Regions from separate parts of the Mus musculus genome. Here region 1 is linked to region 2. Evidence: chromatin loops called from intact Hi-C (ENCODE). Cell type or tissue: heart. All regions are shown on one strand. Links, peaks and the distances in the headings refer to the core of each region. The heading gives the core; the rest is flanking DNA.

Evidence for each region. Peaks named below come from ENCODE experiments on the same cell type or tissue, not always from the same donor. Only the 100,000 strongest peaks of a DNase experiment are listed, where the experiment ranks them.
Region 1: it touches region 2 in a loop (2.1-fold over the local background); 3 of 42 quality-filtered maps call a loop at or near these places.

Annotation. Positions count from the first base shown.
Region 1 is chr17:53,503,375-53,518,516 of GRCm38, forward strand. It overlaps Rab5a (RAB5A, member RAS oncogene family), which reads left to right. Exons shown (of 6, transcript NM_025887.4): 6 at 2,940-4,304. The coding sequence ends at 3,055. It overlaps Pp2d1 (protein phosphatase 2C-like domain containing 1), which reads right to left. Exons shown (of 3, transcript NM_173449.3): 2 at 11,567-12,630; 3 at 4,086-5,224. The coding sequence ends at 4,458. Among named protein-coding and RNA genes, the nearest start is that of Pp2d1, 29 kb to the right of the region's middle. In heart, for the core only: a CTCF peak has its summit at 9,117 (motif pointing right); no DNase peak of the experiment used is centred there.
Region 2 is chr17:53,630,552-53,645,693 of GRCm38, forward strand. Kat2b (K(lysine) acetyltransferase 2B) reads left to right here. Exons shown (of 18, transcript NM_020005.4): 5 at 1,986-2,167; 6 at 7,801-7,992; 7 at 10,642-10,748; 8 at 14,063-14,185. Among named protein-coding and RNA genes, the nearest start is that of Sgo1, 51 kb to the right of the region's middle. In heart, for the core only: no CTCF peak of the experiment used is centred there; no DNase peak of the experiment used is centred there.

The DNA of each region.
Region 1 (15,142 bases), core at 4,233-12,232, 130 kb before region 2:
AAAAGAAGATGGGTCGGGGCTGGTGAGATGGCTCAGTGGGTAAGAGCACCCGACTGCTCTTCAGAAGGTCCAGAGTTCAAATCCCAGCAACCACATGGTGGCTCACAACCATCTGTAACGAGATCTGACTCCTTCTTCTGGAGTGTTTGAAGACAGCTACAGTGTACTTACATATAAATAAATACATAAATACATAAAAAAAAAAAAAAAAGAAGATGGGTCTTCAAGTGAGACCAGCCTGGTCTACAGAATGAATTTCAGCACAGCCAAGGTTACACACAAACACAAACATATGTGTTTGGGATTGGAGTCGTTCTTTGATAAAGTTAGTTTAGCAAATCTCATAGAAAATATGGTACAGTCCAATTAAAGAGTCCTTACTGAAGTTCATTTCCTTCCACCTCCTCATCTGAGTCAGGTGTGATTATAGAAAGTCCATAGAGGAGAAATTTATGCTCATTCCAAAACCCAACTTGGTGTTGATTATAATATGATATATAGTGCTGTTTTATTCGGTTTCCTTAGTTGTGAGTCCTGCATCCACTCTGCAACAGGGCTTCACAGCTTGAGGATACAGAACACAGAGTTTGACTGCACTCTGTGCCAAACTGGGCTTGTATTGTAGGAAAGTGCCAAAGCACTACTTGTGGTGGGAAAGAGCAGTCTGAGGTACAAGACAGCCAGAGCTAGTTGGGGGGAGGGAGTGGGGGGCCTGGTCCCAGGCAAAGCCTTCGAAGAGGCTGGGGCTCTAGACTTCCCAGGCACTTGAATACCCAGGCACATTTGGAAGTGGTGGAAGAACTGAGAACAGTGGGGTCTGGGGAGGGGGGCTGGTTTTAGCCCTGGGCTAGGGAGTGGGAGCAGGATGGGGAGCTCCGACTGGTCTCATGGGAAGAGTGCTTGTATTGACTGCAGGCTCAGGCTTTATGGTGGTCTTGGCTGGGAATGCAGAGAGGCCTTCTATGGGAGATGAGACAGCTGCTCTGTAGGCACAGGTCTTCTCTATGGCTCCCCACTGAGGATCCTGATGAGAAAAGACAGTCTGTAGTTCTGAATCATATATTGCCATGGTGGAAAGTGGATGTGTAAAACCATACCCCACTTCTCAGGGAGGGCCTGAGTTTAAATACCTTTTACAGGGAGGAGTGTTTGGGAAGGATTGGCTACACCCTCCAGGTCTCTATATACCTCATTAGCATGGAAGTCTGTCTTGAACCTATGTGACCAAAGGTCACGTCCTTTTCCTCATCTGCATGTGGAGGGGCTTGGGCTGTTTCGGGGGGTGGGGGGGCTACAGCTAGTGGCAAGGGCCTGGTGCCCAAGAGCAAGTGAAGCTCCTACCATCTCTTCAGGGTCTCAGGGGCTTCTAGCCTTAGCTCAACCAGGGACCAGGTTACCTTTCACCATCCTCTTCCCATACCTAGTACCATTGTTAATCCATTTACTGGGCATTACATGTAAATGCATCTGACTGAACATTTATCATTATTATACATTACCGAACCTTCTCTAGAGTAATTTCTAGGATGACTCAGTGGAGTCTTCCTTCCCAAGCATCAGTGCAGGTCCTGCTTCCTGAAGCTAAGATTCTAAAGATAATATTGATGAAGGGAAAGTAGGCAAAATAAAGGGCTAAAAAATGGCAAGATGGAGGTATATGGCTTAGTGATAGTTAACTTGTGTAATGTGTATGTAAGGTCCAGGATTCAGGTCGGCATTGGACATAAAACACCACTCTTGGTCGTATTGCTGCTTAGTCCTCAGGATAAAGCCATGTGTCTAGCAGGTGAACTTTAGTGGGGAGCATATTCCACATAACCAGTATTCTAGCAATATATAATATAGCAATTTATAATCCACAAAGCTGTTCATGTGTATTAAGTATTGGTATTTGTAGATCAAATCAGGGTTTGTCATAGCCCAAGAAGGAAAAGATGTTATAAGTCGTGTAATTGATTGGATTACACAATAAAGGACAAGTTTGGTTGGGTTGATTATTCTGTCAATAGAATTTGTTCACATCCTGACTTGACTTAGAATTATTTGTGATAGCCCAGAGAATGTTGCTGTAATGTGAGCTTCTTTATAAATTTTGTAGCTGGCCATGGTCTATTGGCTTGGATTTTATGTGTGTCTTGCTTGGTTTTGTTTTTCAAAATGGAAATCTTGATATGCTACTCGGGCTAGTTTTAATTAACTTCCTGGACTCAAATGATTGTTCCAACTCCTTCTCTGTACTGAATCATGGTAATTACAGTCATGCCGCACCATGTCCAGCAGCTTGTATATAATAGACAGTTAATGATTATAAAACACGCTAATTGGGGCAGGAGAGATGGATGGCTCAGCGAATAAGAGCACTGACTGCTCTTCTGAAGGTCCTGAGTTAAAATCCCAGCAACCACATGGTGGTTCACAACCATCGACAGTGAGATCCGTTGCCCTCTTCTGGTGTGTCTGAAAACTGAGTGTACTTACAACAATAAATAAATCTTTTTTAAAAAAAAAAAAACAAAAAAAAGGCTAAGTGTAGCTAAGTGGTACTAGACTTCCCTAGTGTGCACAGGACCCAATACGACATAAGAAAACTGTGATTTCTAAGGGAATTGATATAAGAATTATCTGTAGTCCTAGTTAAATTTAAGTTTAAATGGTATATCTACAATTGGCCTCTACCTACTACTTCGAAAATACTAAGAGATTAAACGCTTTTAATACAGCAAAGAGTGGGGATTATTGTTTGGGGAAGAGTATTTTTATTTTTGTGGGTTGTTTGGTGCTTTGTTTTGCTTTTTGGCATTTAGTAAGTAATAAACCTTTGAAAAGAGCCAACAGTCACATAAAACTTTGGAAATAACCCAACAGGGAGAGTATTATAAAGAAGCAGGTCTAAGTGATTTTAATATGAATAATACAATTTTATTTTGTTTATTTCTCAGCTAAAAAGCTGCCAAAGAATGAACCACAGAATCCTGGTGCAAACTCAGCCAGAGGACGAGGAGTAGACCTTACTGAGCCTGCACAGCCAGCCAGAAGCCAGTGTTGTAGTAACTGAGCTCCAGTGTGAACTTCCTGAATGGCAAAAACCATGGAGTTGGGAGCATTTAGCCGGCCCAGTGTGACTTCCAAAAAGAGACTATGGTAGAATCAAGTTTCTAATTCTGAATTATTTTGAGTGTTTTGAACTTAATTTTTAATAACATGCATGTGCTCCTCCAGCAGTAGAAAGGAAAATGAGGACTGTGTGTACACTTGTTCCATGTGAAAGTGCAGGGGAACAGCTCATCTCCAGTGGGTATGGACCCACTCTTAACCCACCCAGTCTCCAAACTGGGATAATAGTCAGGAATGACATGTTCAAAATTACTAATGTATGCTTTAGAAAACATTTTTAGAAGACTTACGCTTAACAATAAAACCCAAGCAAATGGTGTAATTTGATTTTCTTAAAAAGTCTACATTTCACATATTAATAAAGCAATCCCAACAAAACAGTCTTGCATCTCCAGAAAGAAGGAATGAATATTGATGACATCTTAATTTTATTCAGTCCCATTACTTCTTAAAATTTGATTGAAAAAATTAAGTCACATGTAACCCCATGCTGTTTTAGGAATATGAAACCGATAAATGCATTTTAATGATAGTGGTCCCTTCATATGAGCTTCTTTTAAAAAGTGGAAACAAACCAGGTATCTGCTTTCTAGTTAATCACTGTTGGCTATTCCATAGAGGTGTGTCTGGAACAGGGAGGGGGCTCTGCTTCCCTTTGGGCATAATTAGTCAGTGCACTAACAATTATGTACATTCAAACTTGATTATTTTAAATATGATCTTCAGCTGTACTGTAAATAGAGTACTGCATTGTAGTCTCCATATGTTTATTATTTCCTATAATATTTAAGAATTGCCTAAACATATACAAAATGTACAGTTACTAAAACAGCTAATTATTTCTTTCTTCCCCTATGAAAGGAAGGGGCTTTGCTGTTCTTACATGGCTAGAACCATAATAAACAATGTACTTGCAATTGTAACATAAGTATTACAATGTTATTAGTAATAATCTTGAAGCCTTGTTTTTTGAAGTCCATTTTATTTTAATCAGTATATTGCACTAATTATTTTAGGTATTTTCATTATATGAAATCTACCATGTGTCAGATGATTTAATCTATTTAAGTGTTGATCTGCTAGCAGAACTTGTACATTTTACAGTAACTCAAAACTAGTAAGGAGAACAGTTCACCGGTGTTTAGTTTTATATTGAGGTGCTCAGGTTGGAATAAAGTGATGTAAAAAGCAACACTGAGTTTTCTCTGTCTTTGACATAAAGTATACACCATAATACGCATGATATATAAGCTGCAGCTTTTGTATTTCCTTCCCGGTCTAAGGAATGGTTTTCACGGGAGTCTTTGTAGCACTGTTTGCTGTTCTAGGTCATTGGAATGTTTTTATGTCAGCCTGTGATACTCGCTCCCATTGAGAAACATTACCATAACAGTGATGCTGTCTCTGGAACCCCCTTCTATTGCAGCACTTACAAGTTCACAGCCAATGTACTCAGCTGCACCTTTGTAGAAATTCTTAATACATAGTTCTTTCTCATTTTCCTGCTTACTGTCTATAGTGGGTAAGCTGCTATTTTCTTTTGTGCTACAAGGGTCATAAGGGGTCACTTTTGGAGAAAATGTACCCTGATGAGTGTAAGCTTCAGCATATATTGAGTCAGATAGCCCTTTCGTCCCATCTGCAGTTGACATAATGTCTTCATTTTCAGGCTGGTACTGGAACAGCACTCGGATGTTACTGTCTGGTGGGGAAAGAAGGCCTATAGGTGGCCAGGGTTTGCTTTTAGGGCGAGGAACATGGGTTTCTTTATATGCATGAAACAAGGTGATTACCAGTGCAGTGACTTCCTTCTTGTCCAAAACTTGCCAAAGTCCATTAGTGGCTAAGATGAGAAACTGACATAGATCATCTATAGGGACAGAGATTGTTTGCGGTGCTGGAATAATGGACTTTTTTAGTCTGAGGTTTCCATGGAATCCAAGACCCCGGGTGGTTTTGATGTGCCCATCCAGGAGGCCATAGGGGTCATCTGAACTGATCACTGCTTCGCTGTAAAGGACTCTTCTTCTTTCTTTGGTGTTTCGTGTACTGTGTTCCTTGGTCAGGCAAAACCCTTTTCCATTTCTGCATAAGACTGCTTGCACGTTTCCTAGACAAGTGTTTTGTTGTTTAAGAGAAAGAGATCAAAAGATTAATCATCAGTTCATATTAACATATGCAACTTACTAATTCTGTTTCAATGCTAAACACAAAGTATGACATGTAAATATTTCTAGAATATGTAAGCTCAACACTGTACACATCCTAATTCAAATCTCAGTGATAACCAGTAGACTTTAAAACACTTAACAAAACAAAAACAAAAAAAAACCTACAGGTCATGAAAAATAATTTCTAAATTAATTTTTTTATGAAACTGTTTCAAAGAATGGTTTTTACTGTTTTTTAACATCTATTCAGATTTTTAAATATTCAAATAAAGGGTTTTTTTAATGTTTAAATTATGTGTATGTGCACATGAGGGTGGGTGTCTGTAGAGTCCAGAAGAGAGCATTGGATTCCCTAGAGCAGAAGTTAGTTTGCCATGACCCACCCAAATGGACGTTGGGAACTCTCTAGGGGAGCACCAAGTATTCCTAAACACTGAAACATCTTCCCAGCACCAAGTAATTAACAAACAACAACAAAATCTTTGGTGGGGTTTTGAGAGGTGACCCAGCAATAAAGAGGTCCTCTAGCAGAGTACCTGAATTCAATTACTAACATCATGTAGGTTAGCACACAATTGCTTGTAGTTTCAGGTATAAGGAGACCTGATGCCCTTGGCCTCTGTACTTGTGTGCACAGGACCACATACACATAAAAATGAGAAATCCTTAAAGGACAAAAACTGTTGGGGGCTGTTAAGAAAGTTAGTTAAAGACAGCTGCTACCAGGCCTGCTAATCTTGAGTTCCATTCTTGGGTCTCACATGGTGAAAAGAATTGTCTCCTACAAGTTGTCCTCTGACCTTCATATACAGGTATATACACACACAATCAATCAATAAATAATAAATGGATGAATAAATGAACAAAGTATGTATACATATATATATACATATGTATATTACTGGTCAAAGTTAAAACTCAAATGTATTTAGGATATGGATGATAAAATTCCACTGTTAAGTGTCCATCCTAGGTTTCCTTAATGTGTAATTAAACAGTTCTATAAGAATTCATGTTGGGGAAATAGGCAGCCACATTAAACTCTTGACAGTTGTTAACTGAAGTCTTCAGTAAGAGATGGCAGTATGGTATGACCATAGTTGAGATAAACCTGGGATATTTGCAACATTTTGCTTCATTAATGTCCTGAAGTCTAAATCTGGTCCAGACAGATTAAAAGATGCTGTTAGAAGGGGTTTGGATTTTTTTTGTTTGTTTTCCCCAAGATTTTAGAATCATCATATGTTTAAGAACAAGCAGTAGTTTTTGGTACAGCATTGTGATTCACAGCATATCTCAGGTGGCATTGGTATCTGAATACTCTGCCCCTGAAAATTAAAATTCCTACTTTAATATGCCAGTTCTAAAAGCAAAATTTGGTGGGGGCAGTGAGATGGTTCAGTGTGAAGAGACACTTGATGACCTGTTTGAGCTAGACCCCATATGGTGGAAGGAGAGAACCTGATCCCCAAAGCTGCCCTTGACTTCAACATGCATGCTGTGGCATACATGCACGTGTACCACACACTTTAAAATAAGAATATTCTGTCAGGTGGGGGTGGTGTGCCAGCACTCAAGAAGCAGAGACCTGTGAGTTCCAGGACAGTCAGGCTACACACAGTGAACCCTGTCTACAATCAAAGAATATTTAGGCCTCTAACAGTGCTATACTTGGAATCAGAATTTTGTTGCTAATGTGTTCAATTCTGTTTCTTCAACTTTTAACTTATTTTTGTTTTTCTTTTGATTAATTTTGAAATAGAGTTTCAATATGTAGCCCATGCTGACCTAAACTTGAGATCTTCCTGTGTCTGCCTCATTTCAGAAAAACTTTTTGATTTGTTTAGCAAATAAGAATCTAGGCTTAAAAGGCTGAAGTCTGTCCAACTGGTATGATTTGACAGAAAGCCTAACCTGATGTGAGATAAACAGTAGTCTTGCCTCATTAACATAATAGAATGAATGCTAATTGAGGTCCTGGGTTGCTTGCAAAATGTGACCCTGTGCTATGCAAATTATGCTCCCGCAGTCTGCACAAATTTCTATTTTCATTCTTCTTTTATCCTAACTTGTGGATCTTTTACTTTGATCTGTAGCAGGTAAGTCAGTAATTATTGAGTGGGGAGGTTTGGTTTGGTTTGGTTCGGTTCGGTTCGGTTCGGTTTGGTTTTGAGACAAACTTCATATAGCCTGAGCTGGCCTTGAACTGTCTTTGTAGTTGACAGTGTCTTAAAATTCCCAGTCCTCCTTCTATCAGGTGCTATCATGCCTTCTTTATGGGTTTTAGGAGACATTCTGAAAACTGAGCAATGTCACCAGCAAAGCAACACATTGCATTTAATGTGGCAACTGGATAAACTATTAGGATGTAGTTCAGCACCTTTCTTAAAATAGAGAAAGTGTATGTATGTGTAAGTAATGCTACTATAGGTTTAAAACTATGTGGGGGGAGTAGCTCAACTTTCTAATGTTCTATGTGACAGCTTGAATTCACATACTAGCTTAAGCAGGAAGATGGTAAGCAAGCACTTTGGCTTTATACACTTCTGTAATATGGCAGATACATGTGACTATTCTGGTTTTTAAAAGGAGTAGTAACTTGGTAGTATAAGGCAGGTGGATTGCAAGAGTGAGGCCACTGTGTCCAAAAAACAAAGGGGGCAGTAATAGTCACTGTGGATCAGGGTCTAGCCCATCTCACCAAACACGATCCTGGGCAATGTACTGTAATGTTGTAAACAACGTGGGTCTCCACGTGTTGATGAGTTGATGCAGAAAAAACAAAGTTCTTAAGTCAGAAGATGATAATGGGCTGGAGAGATGGATCACTGGTTAAGAACACTTAGTGGGGGGCTGGTGAGATGGCTCAGTGGGTTAGAGCACCCGACTGCTCTTCCAGAGGTCTGGAGTTCAAATCCCAGCAACCACATGGTGGCTCACAACCATCTGTAACAAGATCCGATGCCCTCTTCTGGAGTGTCTGAAGACAGCTACAGTGTACTTACATATAATAAATAAATAAATCTTAAAAAAAAAAAAAGAACACTTAGTGACCTGTCAGGTGGTTCACAACTGCCAATAACTACAGCTCTGGGGGATCTAATGTGCTCTCTTCAAACTCCACAGGTACCTGCACATACGTTACACTCACAAAAACACATAAGAATAAATTCTTTGTAACTTCTAGCTTCTTGTCTTTAGTGACTGACTAAATCTCAGAAAATGGGAGAGGAAAACAAAACACTAAAGGTGAGAGAAAGGGGGAAGAACGGAAAGATGAGAAGGGAAGAGAAAGGAAGAAAATTTGACATGGTGGCTAGTATCTGTAACCTCAGTACTCAGAATGAGGCAGGATTGCCACAAGTTGGAGGACAGGCTGGGTTAGAGTGAGATCCTGTCTCCAAAAGGAAGAAAATGGCTTGCCAGTATGGAGTTTATAACATCCAGTATGTTGAGATGCTCAGAATGAGGCAGAAGGATTGCCACAAGTTAGGAGGACAGCCTGGATTAGAGTTAAAAAGAAAGAAAAGATGGCTTGCCAGTAGAAAGAAAACTAACCCTGAAAGTTGTCTGGTCTCCACACATGCACCATGATCTTTGTGAGCTCAGGTCATCTGCATTTAGAAAAATATTTACTTCAAAAAAGGAAAAAAATAGAAGAGTGAAACAAAGCACAGATTAAAGGAGCATTTGTAGGCAGCTGGTAGGGTCCAATGGACTAACACAAATGATGTGAGTGATCTTAGACAGGAGCCTTAAAGAGAAATAGATCCATCAGTCAAATAAATGGCTTAAAATCTGAGAAAGAGAAAATCTTTCAAGTAGCCACAAGGAGGAGCCACATTCTGAACAAGAGAGGCTTAGACAGGGATGCCAGCCAGGCCAAACAGGGAAACAGATTCCAACAACTGAGAAAAATCTGCCAGTCTGTAATTCCACACCAATTGATTATTTCCTTTAAAATCAAGGCAAATAATATCTTAAAATTCATCACTAGCCTTGTATGGGTGGTGTATTCCTTTTTCCTAGCCCTTAGGAGACTGAAGCAAGTGGATCTCAGTGAGCTTGAAGCCAGTCTGGATTACAGAGCTACAGGTCAGTCAGGGATACATAATAGAGACCCTGTCTCAAAGAAAGGAAGGAAAGAAAACAACAGGACATCCACATGGTAGAAACCAAGGAATTTTCCGGGTAGGAAACAAACCAAATGAATAGGTCAGCATAATGGAATTAAGAACAAAAGGAGTAGGAGTTCCTGAAAGACGTAAATACAAAATGATGCATATAGAAATACATATATAAACATCATTGTATGATCAAAATAGTGATTGAGCCAGATTACACACCTGTAATTCCAGTACTCTAGAATGAGAACGGTGAAAGCAGGGGAGGGGGGCGTTTGCCAGGCTAACTATACTGACCTAGTTCTGGTGTCAACTGGATGCTGATAAGAGTCATCAGAGAGGAAGGAGCCTCTATGAGATCCAGGATTTTCTCAATTAGTGATCAGAATGAAAGGCTCCAGCCCATGGTAGATAGTGCCATCCCTGGGCTAGAGTGGTACTATAAGAAACAGGCTAAGAAAGCCAGTAAACAGAACCCCTCCATGCCTTCTGAGTTTGAGTTCATGTCCTGACTTGCAATGTCTATGATCTGGAAGTATAAGCTAAATCTTGCTTTTTGCATTTCTCGCAGTCATAGAAACCCTGACTAAGATAACAACTAGCTTAAGTTACCTAGAAAGACCATCTCAAAAGGGGGGGGGGGGGTGGCGCTAAAAAGCTGGTTCAGGGGTTAAGTGCAAATATACCAAATGAAATGACAATACTGAATGAAGGAATGTAGAGAAATCACTTTTTAGCCATTGCTAAGTGGATAGTGTCCTGTAGACACCATTCTGAAAAGCTGTGGCAATTCCACCTACCCCCACCCCCACCCCTGCAGACATGACCCTGTATATGTATATGTATGAGTGTAAGTACTTTAATCCCATAAGGATTTAATGAAGTAAAGAAGTAAAAGATAAAGGAGAATTGTCAGATAGAATATAAATTAGAAAGGATAAGGACGAGAACTTAGCCAGGGCTGATTGCTGACACCCCAGTTTTGAGAGGCAGAGGAATTCCGTGTTGAAAGTAAGAACAACAAAGTGGGCCTTGTGAGAAGAGTTTGCCCAGTATCTTAGCCAGTTTAAAGCTCAGAAAACTGAAGGAAAAATGGTTCCTCTATTAGGAAATTAATACCACATGGTCACTGAGAATGAAACAACAATCTGTTACACACGCGTTGGTCTCTCCTTAGGAAAGTCACTGCAGTTAGTAGGGTGCTTGGCAAGCATTCAGTCTAGCAGCCCCAAGAGTTAGGGTACATGTCTGTAAGTCCAGCTCTCAATAGGAAGGAAGGCAGGATGATCAGAAGTTCAAGGAAACTCCCCTGGACTATACAGTGAGTCTGAGGCGAACCTGGGAAACAAGAGTCCTGTCCCCAAAAGTATACAAGATTGTCTTAGCAGTTATTAATCAACTTTCCACCCTCAAAAAGAGTGGGTTCCTTATGTCCATTTTGTTTGGATCTAGGCATAGTTACTGTTTTTAACCTGTACGACATCTCTGTTATGTCATTTGGAATTGTTTTAACTTACTGTCTACACACACAGAGAAGGAGGGAATAAGAGGGAGGGGGGAGAAATATGAAACATACTATAAATAAAGTAAGTAAAGAGGCCCTGGCCACACCAGCTGTCTAGAAGATGCAGAAACTAATTTATCTGCCTGGAAGACCAGAGTCACCCAGAAAGGACACTCTCCAACCTTTTGAGTGGCCTGCAGGATGTGCAGTGTGCTCCAGGTTCCCAGCCTTTGTGAACTGTCACCCATGCTGGCAATGGGCTTTAGTGATACAGTGTCTAAGAGTTATTTCTGCCCCTGTAAGTAACCCTCCTCCATAATCAGCTAAGTAGCTCCAGTAAAACTCATCTGTTCCCCACATTGGACTTTGATGGTCTCCATACTTTGGTCTATCATGGGCTCCTTATCTGGGGGTACTTAGAAGTGTGTATTTTGTCTTCCCAGGAAAAGTTTCATTACACAATTCATACCAGTACCCATAAAAATAGTTGCTTGGTTTTTGTGTCTGCAGTCTATTTAAACTGGAATTTTTGTTTGTTTGTTTCTTAGTTGTTCAGTGCAATTTCTGCACATTAGCAAATTGCTAAATAACAGTGGTTTTAGCAGCATGAGTAGGCATTTACAGATATTTAGGATGCAAATGAAGATACATACCAGCATTTGCCAGGTGTAGTACTCCAGATATGATCTGTGGAGTCTTCTGGAAGGGAAGACTGGTGGAACCCTGCTGATAGGTTTTTTCCCAGTCTTTATTAGCATGTGGGTTCTTAATCCCACCCTCTAATATACAAGTGAGTGCCGAGCAGCCGCTCCAGCGAACCCGGGAAGTCTCATTCCTTCCAAGCCGTAGAAGCCTATCCATTCTCCAAAATGCCTTTGCAAAGGCTTTGTGTGTATCCTCATACTCCCGTCTACTAGTTCTGAAGGTTTTGTATGTGGAAGAGAAGGCCTCTTCTCTGGCTCTGTATTCCTCCCTGAACACCGTGTCAAAGGAATTGATGAGTTGCTTCTGCTCAGCTGTCATTTGGTAGGAAGGATCCTGTATAGACAATTGATGGAGAAGTAAAACCTGAAACTCCTTTGATGCCAGGTCTGCTGCTGCATAACCGTAATGGCTATCAAATAAACCGAAAAAGCACACATTGGCCTTATCACCAAAATCGTTCACGACCGTGAATTTACAGTTCGGCTCCGCTTTCCAGGCTGAATTATTATTGCTACAGATGGCTATACCTTTAATCATCAGATGGTTGCTGTTTGGAGAATACGTAGAAGTCTCGCCAACCTTATCACAAAGTTTGAAGTATGATGGAACTTGTTTCTTCCAAAGAAACTCAAATGCGTAGTTCACATTGTGAAGGACTTTTTCATTGTATGTAGAAGATCTCAAAAGGTTAGAGATTATACACTCTCTATGAAGACTGACCAGTTTGGGCTTTGGTTGCCTCCCTCCCATCCACTGGAAACCCAGCATACTCAGAGCATTGTGATGTTTCTTATGGAGAAAATTCCTAGCTTTGTTCAGTTCTCGGTAGCAGACAGAGCAGGGGAATGTGACCATGTCACCAGAAATCAGCTGCTCAGTGGAATCCTCCAGGTCGATGGAGCGCTTTGGTCTAGGCCTTCTCCTTTTGCCAACCATTTTGCCAATCTTGAGATTCTCATCAGAAGTAAATGTTGAAGTTTTCTCATCCCACACTTTTGATCTCCAAAACACTCTGGGAGAAAGATGAAATGTGTGGTTCAGTGGTTAAGAGCACCTGTTGTGTTTGCATAGGACCCACATGAGGCTCATAACACCAGTAACTCATTCCAGACCTGATGGCCTTTTCTGACCTCTGTCTACCACTGCGTGCACATGCAGACAAAATACTTATACACATAAAATACATTTTAGAATATTTTAAGATGATTCCTGAAAGAAATAGTACACTCTCTTTGCACAGTCTTATTCATGATTTTATAGAAACCTACAGTTGAGTTTTATAAAGCCCCCCAAAAAGGTCCTTAACAAATCACTGATTGTTCCATGTTGGCCTAAGTGAAATTAAGTGCCCAGTCCACAAATTCAGCTAGACATCTGAACAAATACTCAGAGAAATAATATTTTACTCCAGCTATGAAGAAACATTTTATTTTATAAGTGTGTGCGTGCACGTGCAGATGATAGAGGCCAAACGAGAACATTCGATGCCCTCTTCCACCATGCTTCTCCTATTCCTTTGAGGCAGAATCTCTCCTGACACTGAAGACAGAAAAATAGCTGGACTGGGACTTCCTGGCTACCAGCCTCACCAAAAAGAAAAAAGTGAGTTCCAGATCCACCAAGGACCTGCCTCAAAGGATTAAGGCTTAAATGATAGAAGAGAGCCCAGCACACACTCTCATATACAATTTTAACATAAAATCCATTTGTAATTTTTAAATGTTTTCAATATAATTTATAGCCCAAAACAAGGTAGCAATGAGGTTGAGGTTGGCTTTGGCTACATGGTGAGTTTCTGTCTGGGAAAAAGAAAACCAAGAAAACCATAGAGTGTTACCAACTAACCTCCGTTAAACTAGTCAGGTCTCAATCTCAATAATAACGTTTTCTTTTCCATTTTGGTCATTATTGATCCCAGGGCTAGGCAAATGCAGTGTCTCTGAACCATAGCTCCAGCCTGTAATTAACTATTATATGTCTTTACAAATGAATGGATGACTAGAGAGTAGAGGGAGAAAGGAAAAATATTTTCTACAAGCCAGGAGTGATGGGAGCCCAACACACTTATAATCCCAGTACTCAGGAGGCTGAAACAAAATTGAGAGCTTGAGACCAGCTCTGGATATGTACTGAGACCTTGACTTTACCACACACATATCCAAATGTAAACTTTCTGAGAGTCCTAAAACCTATCTACAGGAGTCCCACAGATTGCCCTATAGCCATTACCTGAGCACACTTCCATCTCTTTGTGATGACCCAGGGTCATCCTAACTCTTTTCTACTTAACATATTTATATCATCTGCCAGGTCACAGACATACTTTCTACTAGGGACCCTAAGTGGCCATACTGGGGCTGACACAAGTAGGTGGTTTTCACTACTCTTCCTTGTCAGGAGCCATCCAGAAAAGGCTAAAGGCAAATAAGTTTTCTGGAGATGGCCCACCATTTTTTACATGGCTTATGATGAGTGAACTCTGAGAGGCAAGATCCCAATAGACTTCATCCCAGGATCACTTCTTACTGCTGATATACTTTTTCCTATCCCTATTACACAGCTTAATGATTCCTGGGCATCAGCCTACCTTCTTGACCAAATTTTCTGCAGATCAACATGAAGATGAACTTTCATGAGCTAATGCTGTTTAGATGAATGAATGGCTTTATAGAATTCCTGATTTGGTCAGTTTAGGGGAAAAAAAAAAGTATTCAGGAGATGGTTTTATCTGTTTTACCAGAAAGATGTAATAGTCAGAATCAAGAATAGAATGTACTCACTCCTCATAGAGGAAAGGAAGGAAAGGCTGCATAGTAAGGAATACAATGAGCTTTCACAATTAACACTAAAAAGAAAAATAGGGTTGGGACAAATTTGTGATCAAGGTAAAACATCCATGCTAGGTCAGATCCAAGGATGAAGCCACAGGTGGGCACTGTGATCAAGTGAGGCCATGGGGAAGTGCTGCTTTGAACTTAACTATCAACATCCTTCTATAGTTGCCCCCTTTGTATAATGTGTTATCTATGAGGTAATTTTCTAAAAAACTTTTGTCTAAGAAGATATAAAAAGGCCAGAGAAAAGGTGGTAGCATCTGGTACCATCCACTAAATGTATATACATACATACATACATACATACATACATACATACATACATGTTTGTTCATCAATACATATATGTGTAGGTGTATGTGTATGTTTGTAATATGCATGAACCACTTATGGAGTTGATGAGACAGGTGGTCAGGCCTGACATGAGTGAGTGAGTGAGTGAGTGTGTGTGTATGTGTGTGTGTGCATGCATGCATTGCCTATGTAAAAGATTTTCTTTTCTTCTCTTTTCTTCCTGGTTCACAAAGAGTTAACAAGCTCCAGAGTTTCTTGCCTGGCCAGCAAGGGGCTCCTGACTGGCTTGCCAGAGAAAGGAGCCCTACCAACCAATAAATCCTTTATTTAATTCCCCACTGTAAAAAGCAGGTGTTAATCACAAGAGGTCAGCAGTTTTGGGTCTTAAAATAGCAA
Region 2 (15,142 bases), core at 3,394-11,393:
GTCTTCATTCTTCTTGAGTTTCATGTGTTTAGCAAATTGTATCTTATATCTTGGGTATCCTAGGTTTGGGGCTAATATCCACTTATCAGTGAGTACATATTGTGTGAGTTCCTTTGTGAATGTGTTACCTCACTCAGGATGATGCCCTCCAGGTCCATCCATTTGGCTAGGAATTTCATAAATTCATTCTTTTTAATAGCTGAGTAGTACTCCATTGTGTAGATATACCACATTTTCTGTATCCATTCCTCTGTTGAGGGGCATCTGGGTTCTTTCCAGCTTCTGGCTATTATAAATAAGGCTGCTATGAACATAGTGGAGCATGTGTCCTTCTTACCAGTTGGGGCATCTTCTGGATATATGCCCAGGAGAGGTATTGCTGGATCCTCCGGTAGTACTATGTCCAGTTTTCTAAGGAACTGCCAGATTGATTTCCAGAGTGGTTGTACAAGCCTGCAATCCCACCAACAATGGAGGAGTGTTCCTCTTTCTCCACATCCACGCCAGCATCTGCTGTCACCTGAATTTTTGATCTTAGCCATTCTGACTGGTGTGAGGTGGAATCTCAGGGTTGTTTTGATTTGCATTTCCCTGATGATTAAGGATGTTGAACATTTTTTCAGGTGCTTCTCTACCATTCGGTATTCCTCAGGTGAGAATTCTTTGTTCAGTTCTGAGCCCCATTTTTTAATGGGGTTATTTGGCTTTGTTTTTTTATTTGGCACTGTCTGAAAAAGCCTATTGAGGAGAGGGAGTTCATTAAAGATGTGGTAAACATTGTAACTTGGTGGGGGTGGAGGTGGGAGTTAATTCTAATTCTAGTGATGTTTCTGTTGCTGTGAAGTACCTGATTTCAGTTGTTGTGATAAAATACCTGATTTCTGTTGTTGTGATAAAAATACCTCATTAAAAAAAAAAAAAAGAAAGAACAGTTTCTGAGAAAGATGTTTCTTCAGTTTACAATCCAGATTGCAGTTCTTCATAACAGGAAGTCACAGTGGCAGGAACTCCAGGAAGCTTATCATATCACATTCACAGTCAAGAGCAGAAAGCAGTGAATTCATTTAGGCTTGCTGTGTTCAGTTTTGTTTACTTATGCTTAAGCAGATCAGAACCTCAGTCATAGGGAATGGTGCTACCCACAGTGGGCTGGCTCATCCCACATCAATAAACTGGATTAAGACCATTCTCTGAAGCCATGCCCAACTCTCTAAGACTGTTTTCCCAGGTGATGACTGTAGGTCAAGTTGACAGCGCTAACCATCACAATATGATACCAGCGTTGTTACAAATACATGACTTTTTGTAAGAATAATTTTTTTCCTCCTCCTCCTCTTCATCTTTGGTTTATTGAGACAGGGTTTCTCTGTATAGCTCTGGCTATCTTGGAACTCACTGTGCAGACCAGGCTGGCCTCAAATTCAGAGATCCATCTGTCTCTGCCTTCCAAGTGCTGACATTAAAGCTGTGCGCCACCACTGCCTGGCTGAGAATATGTTTCCTATTGATTCTAAACTAGGAAGACTTCTTGATCTTTTATGTGATGAGATGGGAATATTTTATAGAAAATTTAAATCAACCTATAACTCTCTCGGAAAAGTACATATTTTGGCGGTTAGTTCAAGATGAGGTAGTGAACTTTTAAAAAATTCACAGACAGAAACAATTATCCCAGAACCTCATTTATTTAAGGGTTTTTTTACCCCTTCCCATGTTTGTCCGGGATTTGCTCTTTGATGCTTCAGATTGAAGTGGGGGCAAAATGATAATTCTGATTTTTTTTATTTTGTAACTTCTTCCACTGTGACCAGAAGGGAGATTTCCCATGGTAGTAGTGGTTCTTTTTAAGCAAAGGGAAAACTTTTTTTTCTCTATTGAGAAATTATCTTTTTTTTTTTTTCTAATAACCACTGAGGTAACTGGCTGTATTCTGAGTTAATATGGTTATCTAGCTTCATTAACATGCTGCATTTCCATCTTTTCAGGGTGTGAACAACTTCGTGCAGTACAAGTTTAGTCACTTGCCATCGAAAGAGAGGCAGACAACGATCGAGCTGGCCAAGATGTTTCTGAACCGCATCAACTACTGGCATCTGGAGGCTCCATCTCAGCGGAGACTACGGTCTCCCAATGATGACATCTCTGGATACAAGGAAAACTACACAAGGTAACTGAGTTCGAATCCTGCAGCCTGGCTCCAAAGAGAACCTTTCAAGGCATGAAATTACTATTCACTTCTGCTCTGCTCAGTGACTCCATTCACTCAGACAGCATGCCTATGCAGTTTAGTTTCAAGTTCTAGTTTTAATTAATTAATTAATTAATTAATAATGTATTTATATTTATTTGTCTCTCTGCCCTGCCATGTATGTGGGGGTTGTAGAAACAGGCTTGTAGGGATCGGCTCTCTCTACCATGTGATACAGAGAAATGTTACCCAGTCCTCAGGTTTGGTGGCAAGAACCATTATCCACTGAGCCATCTTACTAGCCCTGATGATATTTTAGATAAATTAAATTAAATAGGGTTAATTTAACTTCTAGTTTTTATTTCTTCAATGTGGCTACTATGTGATTTACAACATCTACAGGAGCCAAGACACATGCCTTTAAATCCAACATTTGAGAGGCAGAAGCAAGCAGATCTCTGAAAAGACCAGCTTAGTCTACTTTAGTGAGTTCCATATTATATGCTCAACCAATGCTATATAATAAGACACTGTCACAAAGAAAAAAATGTTAGAACATGGCTTATATTTTTTCATTTAACTTTTTGGTTTTAATTTTAATGATTACAATATCATATAGTATATTGACATGAAGGATAAATTAGAAAACAATTCTGCATGTTCATTTTCCAAAATATAAAGGCTTACATTCATCTTCAGTTAAGTAGCTGTGGGAAGAAATTTTATCTCTTTCCATGATATTCATACCATGTATGGACTTGTTTGAGAGAGGGTGCATGTAGCCCGGGTATCCTTGAACTCACTATATAGCCCAGGTGAATTCTGAGATTACAGGTGTGTACCACCAATCCTGTGCTTGTAGCTCTTACTGGAGAAAATTATTGTTTCATCAAGAAAAAAAGGGACAAAAGAGAAAGAAAGAAAGAAAGAAAGAAAGAAAGGAAGGAAGGAAGGAAGGAAGGAAGGAAGAAAGAAGGAAAGAAGGAAAGAAGGAAAGAAGGAAAGAAGGAAAGAAGGAAAGAAGGAAAGAAGGAAAGAAGGAAAGAAGGAAAGAAAGGAAGGTGAATAATTAAAAAAAGAGGTGTGTGCATACCTGTGCTCTGAAGATGCTAAAAGTGGAGGCAGGATGATTGTGAGTTTCAGGCCACAGTCTTTAAGAGGGGGTTTGGAGGTTTGAGGTAGAATGGAAGGAGAAGAAAGAGAATTAAATGTTAAAGAAACACGAGCGATATTGCCAAATTTTAGAAAACAAAGTGAAGCTGGGTGTGGTGGTGTATGCCTTTAATCAAAGCACTTGAGAGGCAGATCTCTGAGTTGGGGGGCAGCCTGAATGAGTTTCCGGACAGCCAGAACTATACAGAGAAACACTGTCTGCAAAAAAAAAACCAAAAACCAAAAAACAAAAAACAAAAAACAAAAAACAAACAAACAAACAAAAAACCCAACCCAAACCAACCAACCAACCAAACCAAACCAAACCCAAATAATTAGTAGAGGGAGGCACTTCGGAACTATCAAGAAATGGTTGGCACATAATAGATACTTAGAGAGTGGCAAAACCAGAAATTGGGCTCTCAGTGGGCTCAGGGCTTGTCTCTGGTCCCACCTTCCTCTATCTGTGTGAGCTGTAGAGCAGCCTTCTCTTTCCTTACTCTCAGCTTCTTGCTCTGTGGAGTTGTATCCTCTGAGAAGTTTGCACTGCTGTCTGGCATAAACCAGTTACAGGGAAGATTTTGGGTTTTGTTTTCACCTGCCTCCCCCACCAGTGCTATCTAGAACACAGTCTGCCAATGTAGGGTTGTCAAGACTAATGGACAGTTGAACGAGAGTGTTGGTATTTGAGTGAGACTTTTGAAGCTGTCATAGTATATGATAGAAACAGGAGAAGAGTCCTTTGGTGCTCAGCTTCCCCCCTGGACCAAAAAGGTGGAGCTAACCATGAGAAGAGAAACCTGCCCAGAGACAGTGGATATGTCCCTGTATGTCCTGGGACCTGTTCATTTCTAGACCAAGAGACTCTGTTTATAATAGGAGGGAATGAAGGTAGATGCATTCACCTCAGCGTCCTCCATCATGCCCTTTGATGAAAGGAAACAGGGAGAAGAACCCAGCAAAGTTGAGGACAATTGGGGAAAAAAAAATAAAACAACAAACAGACCATACTTACAGAACACTATTAACGTAAAAATGAGGCAAGTGGGATTCTCTGTGGTGAATAAAGGTCTGAAGCTTTATTTATTGAAAAAAGTAAAAAGCAACCTGAGATGGCACATGTCTATAATCTTAGTCCCAGGGATGTGATCCCAGGAGGGTCAGGACTGCAAGGCCAGACAGCTACAGGAGACCCCACCTCAAAATACAAAATAAATGAAACGGATTTAACAGAATTGCTTGGCACTCTTATGAGTAAAAGAAAAGGTGTTTTAAGTTTTACATTATTGTTTAGTCAGTTGTGGTAGTTCATGGATCTTGGTGTTTGAGGCTAGCCTGCTCTACACAGCTAGTTCCAGGCCAGCCAGGGCTACGAAAAGAGACCCTATCTCAAAACCAACCAACCAACCAGCCAACCAACCAGATAATTAAATCTTTTATTATGATATTCATAAACCATAATTTTTATAGCAGAAATGCCAGTTTCTTGATTGTCAGATACCTATAATGCATTTTAGACACAAGCTAGCACTGCTTAGATACAGATGTGAAGCCCAGATAGGGGCCACATGTGCAAAATAGTACCTACACTGTATGAATATGTATATATGTATGTATATATCCATATATGTCTGTCTGTCTGTCTGTCTGTCTGTCTGTCTGTCTGTCTGTCTATCTATCTATCTATCTATCTATCTACCTACCTACCTACCTACCTACCTACCTACCTACCTACCTATCTATCTATCTATCTATCTATCTATCTATCTATCTATCATCCATCTATAGAGAGGAGTGAGCTGAGAGAGGAAAACAGAAGTAGTGTAGTGTTTTAAGACTATGAATCTGGGAAGATTGCTCAGTGATTTACTGCACACACTGCTCTTGCAGGGGACTGGTGTTTGGTTCCCAGCACTCATATTAGGTGGCTCATAACCACCTGTGTGTAACTCCAGTTCCAAGGGATCCAACACTGTGTTCCTCCTCAGGCACTAGGCACACATGGTGCATATACATAAATACAGACAAAACGCTATAACATACATAGACTAAAATTTAAAAAGAAGAAAAGGTTGTGGATCAAGGCAGACATAATAACACCAACTCGCTTCTCCCCAAGGAGTGACTCATGCTTGTAACCCCGGTGCTTAGGGGTCTGAGGTAGCAGTTTTGCCATGAGTTCAAAGCCAGGCTACACTACAGAGTAAAGCTGTCTCAAAATATGGGGGTAGGGTGGGACGCAAGCAAAAAGCTTTTTCCTTCTCGTCTACCCATCTTCTTTCTTTCCCTCCCTCTCTTCCCCTTCCCTGGATAGTTCAGATTGGTGTTGAACCTACCATTCTCCTGCCTTGGCCTACCATGTAAGGAGAATTATGGGTGTGTATGATCATGAAAGTCTTCCTGCTAAGAGACACAGCACAGCTCCATTGCCCCCTACATAGGATCGTTTGGGGTCAGATACAGACTGAGGCCCCCTAGGTGTACAGCAGCACGCCATTCATTCCTGCCCTTGCTTCACCTTACCTGTTAGCGTCCTCATTGGATGGAGGAAGGTTTTTATTTTTTATTTTTATTGTTTTGGATAGCAGCCCTGGCCTGGAAGAGGGGGGTTTGTGCAATGACACATTCCCATGGCGTCTCCCATACTTACTGCTACACTCTGGGAATCCCATGATCTCTGCTTACTGCTGTCTCTGGAAGTAGTAGAGTCCACCACATCTGTAGACTGGAAATCCAAGGGACGGTTTCTGAATCTTTTCATTTTCAAGCACTAGCGTTGAAGGAAGTTTTCTAAATTAGATGGCCCCGATGGTCAGCTCGCTGCAGACCTCTGGTCAGGTCAAGCAAACTGGGTTTCTCTTCTATCCCACAGTGCTGAAAGCAGCCTTGACTTTGAGGCTGCAGAGTATACCTAGGTGACAGATGGTCAAAGCTTCTTACTTCCTGCGCCTGACTGGGGTTTGAACAGTCTTAAAGCTCTTTATCTTCCCCCCACAGCTTCGGCAGTAAGAGAGTGTCATCTAGGCAGTTCATTCATTCATTTGTTCATTCTATGTATCATAAAAAAGAAGAAAAGTGTGTGTGTGTGTGTGTGTGTGTGTGTATGTGTGTGTGTGTGTGTGTGCACGTGCATGCGTGTGTGCTTGCATGTATTTGAGAGGAACACAGTATTAATATGTAGCTAGCCCAGACCGGCCACAAACTTACATGATCCTTCTCTCTTGGCCACCTGAATACTGCAATCACAGGGATATGCCATCATGCCTATAGGTATTTTATTAGGTTTTATTACATTTTATTTATGGTGTGTGCGTGAAATGTTGGCAGCAAGTGATTTTTCCCCTTAAGTGACGCCACATAAGGAAATGCCTCTGTTGCCTTTCCTTTTTGTTTCTCACTTATATAGCTTGCTTATTTATTTATTTATTTATTTATTTATTTATTTATTTATTTATTTTCAGTTCTGGGCTCAAATCTAGGACCTTGCTCATGCTAAGTGAGCTTTCTGCCTCTGAGCTACATCCCAAACCCACTTTATATACATACTTTAAATTTTTTTTTTTTTTTTTTTTTTAGTTTTAAGTACTTCAGACTATCTAAATATCTACACCTACCAAATAACTTAAAGAAAGAAATTTTTCCAAGTCTCTGATTAGACAAGGTCCTTTAGGCCAGTGAGATGTGGTATACACATTTTTCAGCTGCTTACTATCAGTCTTTAAAAATAGGCTGTTTCAGATTAGTAGGTCTTCTAATTGAGGTGCTCTATTTGAATCTGACCTTACATGGACAGTGACAGGATTATACCTTACAGTACATCTGATTATGCCACATTTTGGCTTCCCACGATTCAGCAACCCATGCAGGCAGCCATATTTCCTTGGTGTTCAATGTGTTAAGTATAAATTCTCCTCCTTGGTCCTCAGGAACTTCTGTGCTGGCATGCAGGGATGTTGGGCTCAGTCCTCAGTACTCTTCCACTTTAGCGTCTACAGTGCTGGGATTATTGGACATTGCTCCTGCCTATACTTTCAGCATAAGCTCAAATTATACTCTGTACCTTACTCGTGCTATCTCATTCTCTAGAGTCCAGTGAAGTAGTTGTGACTTGTCTCTGTTTTATAGGCAAGAAGGTGGGCACTGAACAGTGTAGTATATCCATGTAGTTAGTCAAGTGGCATAGCAGTATTGGATTCCAGGCTCCCTGCACAACAGAATAGGAAGAGGCCAACAGGTCTACCAGCTGCTCTTATCCTGCACTCACTTCTTGCTAGTAATCTTGCTGGTTGATCTTGCTGGCTGGTATTGAAGGTCTCGTTTCTTCCACTGAGCTTCATTGTCTAGAAGGTCTTTGTGATAGGATGTTTGGATGGCTGGGACTTGATGGCTTCTTTGTGATTGGATGTTTTGGGTGGCTGGGACTTGTTGGCTTACTGATGGAACTTGTCTCCTTCTTGCAGGTGGTTGTGCTACTGCAATGTACCGCAGTTCTGTGACAGCTTACCTCGGTACGAAACCACAAAGGTGTTTGGGAGAACATTGCTTCGCTCGGTCTTCACCATCATGAGACGACAGCTCTTGGAACAAGCCAGACAGGAAAAAGACAAACTGCCTCTTGAGAAACGCACGCTTATCCTCACACATTTCCCAAAGTAAGGGGTGGTGCTTATGGGATTTTGCTTCATCCCAGGGCCTGAGGATGTGGAGAATAGGCCAAAGCCTGCTTAAGTACCAAAATCATGAACATCCGAGTATATCAGTGCTTTCACGGACTCCTGTGGTTAAATAAGACACAGAAACTTCTAATAATTTAAAGCTGTTGGCCTTTGGTGGGACAGTCTCTCAGCTAGGTCGTCTAAATTTATCCTAACTTCTCTGCCATCCAGTCTCTTCCCATGCTTCTCACTTCCTACTTACAGTTCTTTCAATTCCTTCATGCCCTGCCTCTACCTTCTCTTTGAGTGTCCTTCTTCCATCCTGCTTCTCTGAGGGGAAGCCATCAGCTCTTTATTATACAAAAGCCATACTCTAATCTGAACCAAGCAGCATCAAGACAATACCCATTCATCTCTTAGGGTTGCCTTTAGGCTATGAGAGCTGCCTGACCTTCATCTTTTGGGCATGTGAGAAAGGACAAGCATTTACATATAGAAAACCTGGTGATGGACCATAGAAATGAGAATATCAAAATCCTGAGTGTTGTGATCAAATGTGTGTACCCAGCCATTATTAATTTTTGTGGTACTGACACTGGAATTGAATTTAGAGCTTTTTTTTTTTTTTTTTTAAAGACAGGGTCTCTCAATGTAACAGCCCTGACTGTCCTGGAACTCACTCGGTAGGCTAGACTGGCCTCAAACTCACAGAGATCTGCCTCCCAAGTGCTGGGATTAAAGGCCTGTATGTTTTGTATGTTTGTTTTCCTTTTTTGTTTTTGTTTTTTTTTTTTTTTTTTGTAGTCCCTTTCTGAATTGCCCAGACTGATCTTGAAGTGGTGATCTTTCTGCCTCAGCCTCCTGAGTACCTGGGATTCCAGACTGGTGCCAGTAGGTCTGGTTTCTTGTACTGGTTCTAACAAGTGCCTTTCCACTACTCTCTGAATTGTTACAAGATTCCTTCCTTGTTTTTCTTTCTCTCTTTTTCCAACCCCATTGGTTAATTTCTCACCCACCCTCTTTTCTTTGTTTCTGCACTTTCCATATTTCTCTTTCTTCTCTCAGTATTGAAGTGGGGAAAAAGGTACTCTGTGGTGGCATCGGGCTATTTCCTGTTGCTGGCCTCCAGTTGCTGTTGAGATGCGGTTGGTTGCCTTAGTGTGTTGTGAAGTCCATACAGCAGATCCCCACTGGTCTCAGTTCAGACCCTGCTCTTTAGTAGTCATGGGAATATGGAATGCTTGTTCCATCCCTCTGCACTTTGCATGTTTCCATGGTGCAGTGGATTCTATTTCACAGTGGCCTTAGGAGGCTCAACTAAGGGCATCAATCCCTCACCACACTGTCAAGTAATGAGAGCTGTGTAATAGGGGATACCTAATCACAGCAGTAGTGAGGCGAGTCAGTGTGGAGTTCCAGAAGCTCCAGGAGCAGGACAGGCATGGGTGTAAGGGCCTAGTCAGTACACAGTGACATTGGTGGTGGTTTCTACGCCAATGACTTCCACATAGACAGCTGGAATCTGCTGTGCATCTCACCAAGTATACATCATCTGCTTAGTACTCTAGCCAGTGCCCTACCAAGCTACTCAGGGGTAAAGGAGATGTTTATAGAGACACAATCTGTACTTGAATACACAGGAATGTCCATCTGAATCCATCTCTGGCATCATAATTCTAATGCATTTTCTAACTGAAGTGGGAACCCTGTTGCTTGGTGAAGGTTGCTACAGGTGACTGATGCTCTGGTAGTAAAGTAATGGTATATTTTATTTATTTATGTAGAAAGTTTTTATTTTATTTGTGTGGGTGATTTGCCTGAGTGTGTATCTGTGCACCACGTGCATGTGTGGTGTCCATAGAAGCCTGAAGAGGACACATCACTGCAACTGAAGTTTCAGATGTTTGTGAGCTACCATGTGGGGGCTGGGAATTGAACCTGGTTCCTGTGGAAATGCTGCCAATGTTGTTCTAGATCACTCAGCCATTTTTTCCTGCCCCTATTTTTAATTAAAAATACTGTTATTAACTCTTTGTTAATTTCATATATTTTGATCATTTTCATCTCCACACACTCCTCCCAGATCCACCCTTTGTCTCCTCTTTTCTTTTTTTCCTTTTTTGGTTTTTCGAGACAGGGTTTCGCTGTGTAGCCCTGGCTGTCCTGGAACTCACTCTGTAGACCAGGCTGGCCTCGAACTCAGAAATCCGCCTGCCTCTGCCTCCCAAGTGCTGGGATTAAAGGCGTGCACCACCACTGCCTGGCTTCTCTTTTATTTTTAAATGACCCATCAAGTCCAATTTGTACTGCCCCTATACTTCTTATTGTGGGGATATCCAATGGAACATGGTTGACCTACCAGAATCCAGACCCTTAAAACTGACTTTCCTACCCAGAAGCCATCTTTTGAGCCTACTCCCACTCCAACTTGGATTGTTGACCTGCCTGATCTTGCATATGTCTTGTACAGGCATCCGCAGATGCTGTGAGTTACTGCGTGTAGTGGTTCTTATGTCCTGAGGACATTGTATTGCAGTCTTTCCTGACATCTTATAGTCTTTTTGTTCCCTCTTCCAAGATGGTTTTTGAGCCTTGAGGAATATTTATAAATTTTAGAAGCTCATTCTTGTTATTTTCTGTGCCTAGGTTTCTGTCCATGTTGGAAGAAGAAGTGTATAGTCAAAATTCTCCTATCTGGGATCAGGATTTTCTCTCAGCCTCTTCCAGAACCAGCCCGCTAGGAATCCAAACAGGTACATCCCTTTTATATAAATTGGAAAGCAACCAGGAAGCTCAAGCCAGGGTGTTAGTTGTAGTGTTGCGTTTATTTGTTTGTCATAAGGAAATAGATGTCTAGAGCCTGTAAGTCTGGTATCTGCATCACTGTTAATGAAGAACAAGTAAATACTAACTCAAATTCTTCAACTGTGTTTTGTTGATGAGCAGTGCAAGCACAAACCAAACAGTTGAAACCACGTTAAACACAGGAAGTCTTAGTTTTCATAGTCGGATTAATGGAGGATCAAATGTCAGGCAGCTCAGCTCTGTCAGGAGATAGTGACCTTTTGAAGATGCTAATGCAATTGTATTTATTTTCTTTTCTGTTGCTATAATAAAATTCTCTGATAAAAAAGCAATCTAGGGCTGGTGAGATGGCTCAGTGGGTAAGAGCACCCGACTGCTCTTCCGAAGGTCCGGAGTTCAAATCCCAGCAACCACATGGTGGCTCACAACCATCTGTAACAAGATCTGACGCCCTTTTCTGGAGTGTCTAAAGACAGCTACAGTGTACTTACATATAATAAATAAATAAATCTTTAAAAAAAAAAAGCAATCTAGGTGATAAAGGGCTTTGTGGAGGTGTATTTTGGCTTGTAATTCTAGAGGAACAGTCTGTCATGACTGGGAAATCATGACAGCAGGCAGAGGAAGCTGTCTATCACATTTCATCCTTACACAGAAAATTGAGAGACAGAAAACTGGGGTGAGGGCATAAAACCTCAAAGCCATCCCTCAGTGAGTGTACTGCCTTCAGCAAGCGTTCACTTGGTAATGAATTTATAACCACCAAAAATTGCACTACCAGCCAGGAACCGATTGTTTAATTCTATGAGCCTATGGGGGACATTTCATACTCAAACTGCAGTAACAGTTGTTGGCAAGATATGTCCAGGAATCAAGCCTCAGTCTGGCTTCTTCACCTGGGACATCTATTTTCTAAAAGATGGTGGGGTTGTGAGCGAGAGAAGGCGATTCTGCTTTCAGTATGCAAAGTACTTCTCAACGGGGCCAGATTGTTTTTGCTATCATCTTTAGCAGTGTTAAGTCCATCTTTATAATGCACTAGGAGTTTTGACATACATGCGCTGTTTGAGGTGACATTGTTGCTTAGTTCTTTGATGAAAGGTCTCTGGAAAATCTCTTCCTGCGTGTAAAAACTCATTGTGACCTTTGCCTGATCAGACTCCTCCTTTTTTGCCTACCTTCGGGTTAGGTCACTGCCATGGCACAGGCTGGCTATGGCAGAGGTTGTCTCTGTGGCTAAGCTTGTACCCTTAAGTCAGGCCATTCATTCTGGTATTACTCGATGCCAGTCAGGAGTGAGCTGTCATCTCCTGTTCTACTGTAATTACAATGTGTTCTTTGCTGGGAAAGTAGAATGTAATCACCTAAATTGCCCTGTCTGCACACCCGTGCCACAGTGATAAATGGCTGTCATAATAATGACTTTGAAGTTCTGTCAGCTATTCCCGTGTCTTCTGGATCTCCAGAGCTGCTTCTGTTCACATACTTCGAGATTCAGAACCCTGTATGCTCGGAGCCTGTGTGCCAGCTTTGCTTTTTAGCACATTCTGAGCCTTCTTTTAGAGGTGCAGAGGGCAAAATTACTCGATGTCGCTCAGACTAGCCTTCAAGTCTTGGGCTGAAGCAATTTCCTGTCAAGTACCTGGAGCTGCAGGTGCCACTGTACCCATTTTTCTTGTGATTCAGTTGCCTACAGTTAGAAGCATCAGGGGTTGCTGGCTTATTGTCACCTGGGTTGCATATTGAATCCCGTGACTTGGCTGCTGGGAACATCTGCAGAGTGAACCACTATTCAGTGAGAAATGTCAGTGAATGACCTCGTTGGCTACCCATGTGGAAGTGTTCCTGAGAGTGCTCACTACTTACCATCTCTCACCTCTTCAGCTACAAATCAGTGCCACACCCAACAAAAGCAACATCCTACAGTGAAAAACACCAATGCAATTTATTTGGAAATAAAAACTCAGACAAACAAAGCAGTTATAAGCTTAACAGAGCATTGGAGTCTTAGGAAATGACACACTTGATATTAAATAAGAATTGCTCCCTTCCTATCCACCCCTTCCCATTCACTGTGTGTGTGTGTTGAGGCAGCGGACACACACACTCATACACACACAAACACACACACACTCCTCCTCATACTGCTATTTCAACATCATTTTTGTTGCTGTGATGAAACACCATGTCCAAGAACAACTCAGAGGAAAGGTTTATTTTGGCTTGCTCTTCTGAGGGCAATAGTCCATGGTTGCAGGAAAAGTATGGGAGCTGGTGGCAGGAGCAGGAAGGTTGCTAATCACGTTTCCTTCTCATGGGAAGCAGAGAAGGCAGGAAGGGAGTAGGGTGAGGCTGTAAACCTTCAAGCCTGCCTTTAGTGACGTACCTTCTTCCGCAAAGCTGCAGGTCAGTGTTAAATAACCTTTGCAGACAACACCTCCAGCCTTGGACCAAATATAAAAGAGCCCACAGAGAAAGAACATTTGTCACTCAAAGTACCACACCTAGCCTATTATGTATTTTCTCAGAAATCAGTTCACAATTATAAATATTCCCACTTATCAACTCCTCTCAGAGCAAAGGACATTCTCTTACATGAGAATGGTGTTCTTGTTAAAGTCAGTAAGTGTATCTGGGTGCAATATTATCTAATGGATAGACTGCCTATCATTTTTTTTTTTGGCCTCTTTTCTTGGTAAGACAGCATTTTAATAATCTCTAGACTATTAAGCACCCCTAGAGGCTGTGGATAAGGCTAGTCTACTAATATTGGTAGGAGGCCTGCTTACTTGTTAATGTGGAGTCCTTTGACTTTCTTCGCTTCAGGGAAAATTCATCCTGGGAAGAACTTTTAGGCTTTGTCCAAACCCCACCCTTGGCAATTCTGCTCATGAAGTTCAGCCTCCACGTCCAGTCTTCCTTTACCTGGTTTCATCAGGATGGCTACCATGATGGCTTTTTTTTAAAAGCGCAAACATCTTTCCTTATTGACTTCGTGGCATATGTCTTCATGAAAAAAATCTTCACTGTCTTGTTTGTTCACTATTTTATCAGTTTGAACTTGGCTACACCATTCCTCTGTTCAGTGAGTTATACTCCATGACTGTCTAGCATCTTGGTGCTCTGCAGTTTTTTTTTTAGCATGGTGTTTATGGTGTTAGGCAGTCATAGGATGGCTTTATGGTCTCACATGTCCTTGAGTCTTGTTGTCAAAGAAAAGAGCCACCTAACATTCTCTCCTTTTTTTTTTCTCTTGGGGCAGTAATCAGTCCTCCTGTTACTGGGACAGCATTGTTCAGTTCAAATTCCACTTCCCATGAGCAGATCAATGGAGGGAGAACAAGTCCTGGATGCAGAGGCTCTTCTGGGCTTGAAGCAAACCCGGGTAAGCTACCAAGGGAGTAAGAGAGCACTGCAGCGCACACTGGGAGCTCAGTCAGTGGCAGAGCCCCTCAGCTAGATTTAAACCCACTACCAGTTGTGTTTCCCCACAACATTAATGTTCGGATGTCTCTTTGCATTAGACTTTGGGAGTGTACTGCTGTGTAACAAACAAGCCAGCAGCACGGAACTATAACTATAAAAAACTTTTTTTTTAAGACTTATTTATTCTATGTGAGTACACCGTTGCTCTCTTCAGGCACACCAGAAGAGGGCATCGGATCTCATTATAAGTGGTTTTGAGCCATCATGTGGTTGCTGGGACTTGAACTCAGAACCTCCAGAAAAGCAATTGGTGCTCTTAACCACTGAGCCATCTCCCCAGCCCATAACTATAAAAACTTACAGCACCCATGAGATATATCCTTTGGTGGTGGTCAAATTTCTGCTAGTCTCATTCACTTTTGCCTGGGCTTACTCAAAACTCTGTGGCTTGGCTAAAGCATTTAAAGGGGAAGCAGCTTTCTTTCATGTGTATCTCCTTCTCTGGGGATGTTGTCCTGTACACATGTTCTTGAGACAGTAGCATCACCATAGGTCATTCTGAGATATGCAGTGTTGTCTATAGGAAACTGTTTCTAGCCAGAAACCCTTGCAGTGCACTAAGTAAATCCATTTTCTTTCTCAAAACAAAAGAAATAATCAGTGTCTTGAGGTGAAGACTGCCTTTTTCTGGTACCCCAAATCACATGGTTCCACTTGGAGTCGCATCGCAGCAGGGGAGAAATGAAGGGATGCTGCTGGCAAGTCCTGTGGGAAAGATTTCAAAGTTACATGCAAATCATGGAACATGATGACTTCTTGGCCAAAAAAAATCTTAAGATAATCTATGCTTATCTTCAAAACCAACCTTCATAGAATTGGTACAATTGGAAGGAAAGCCATCTATGAAGCCTTTCTT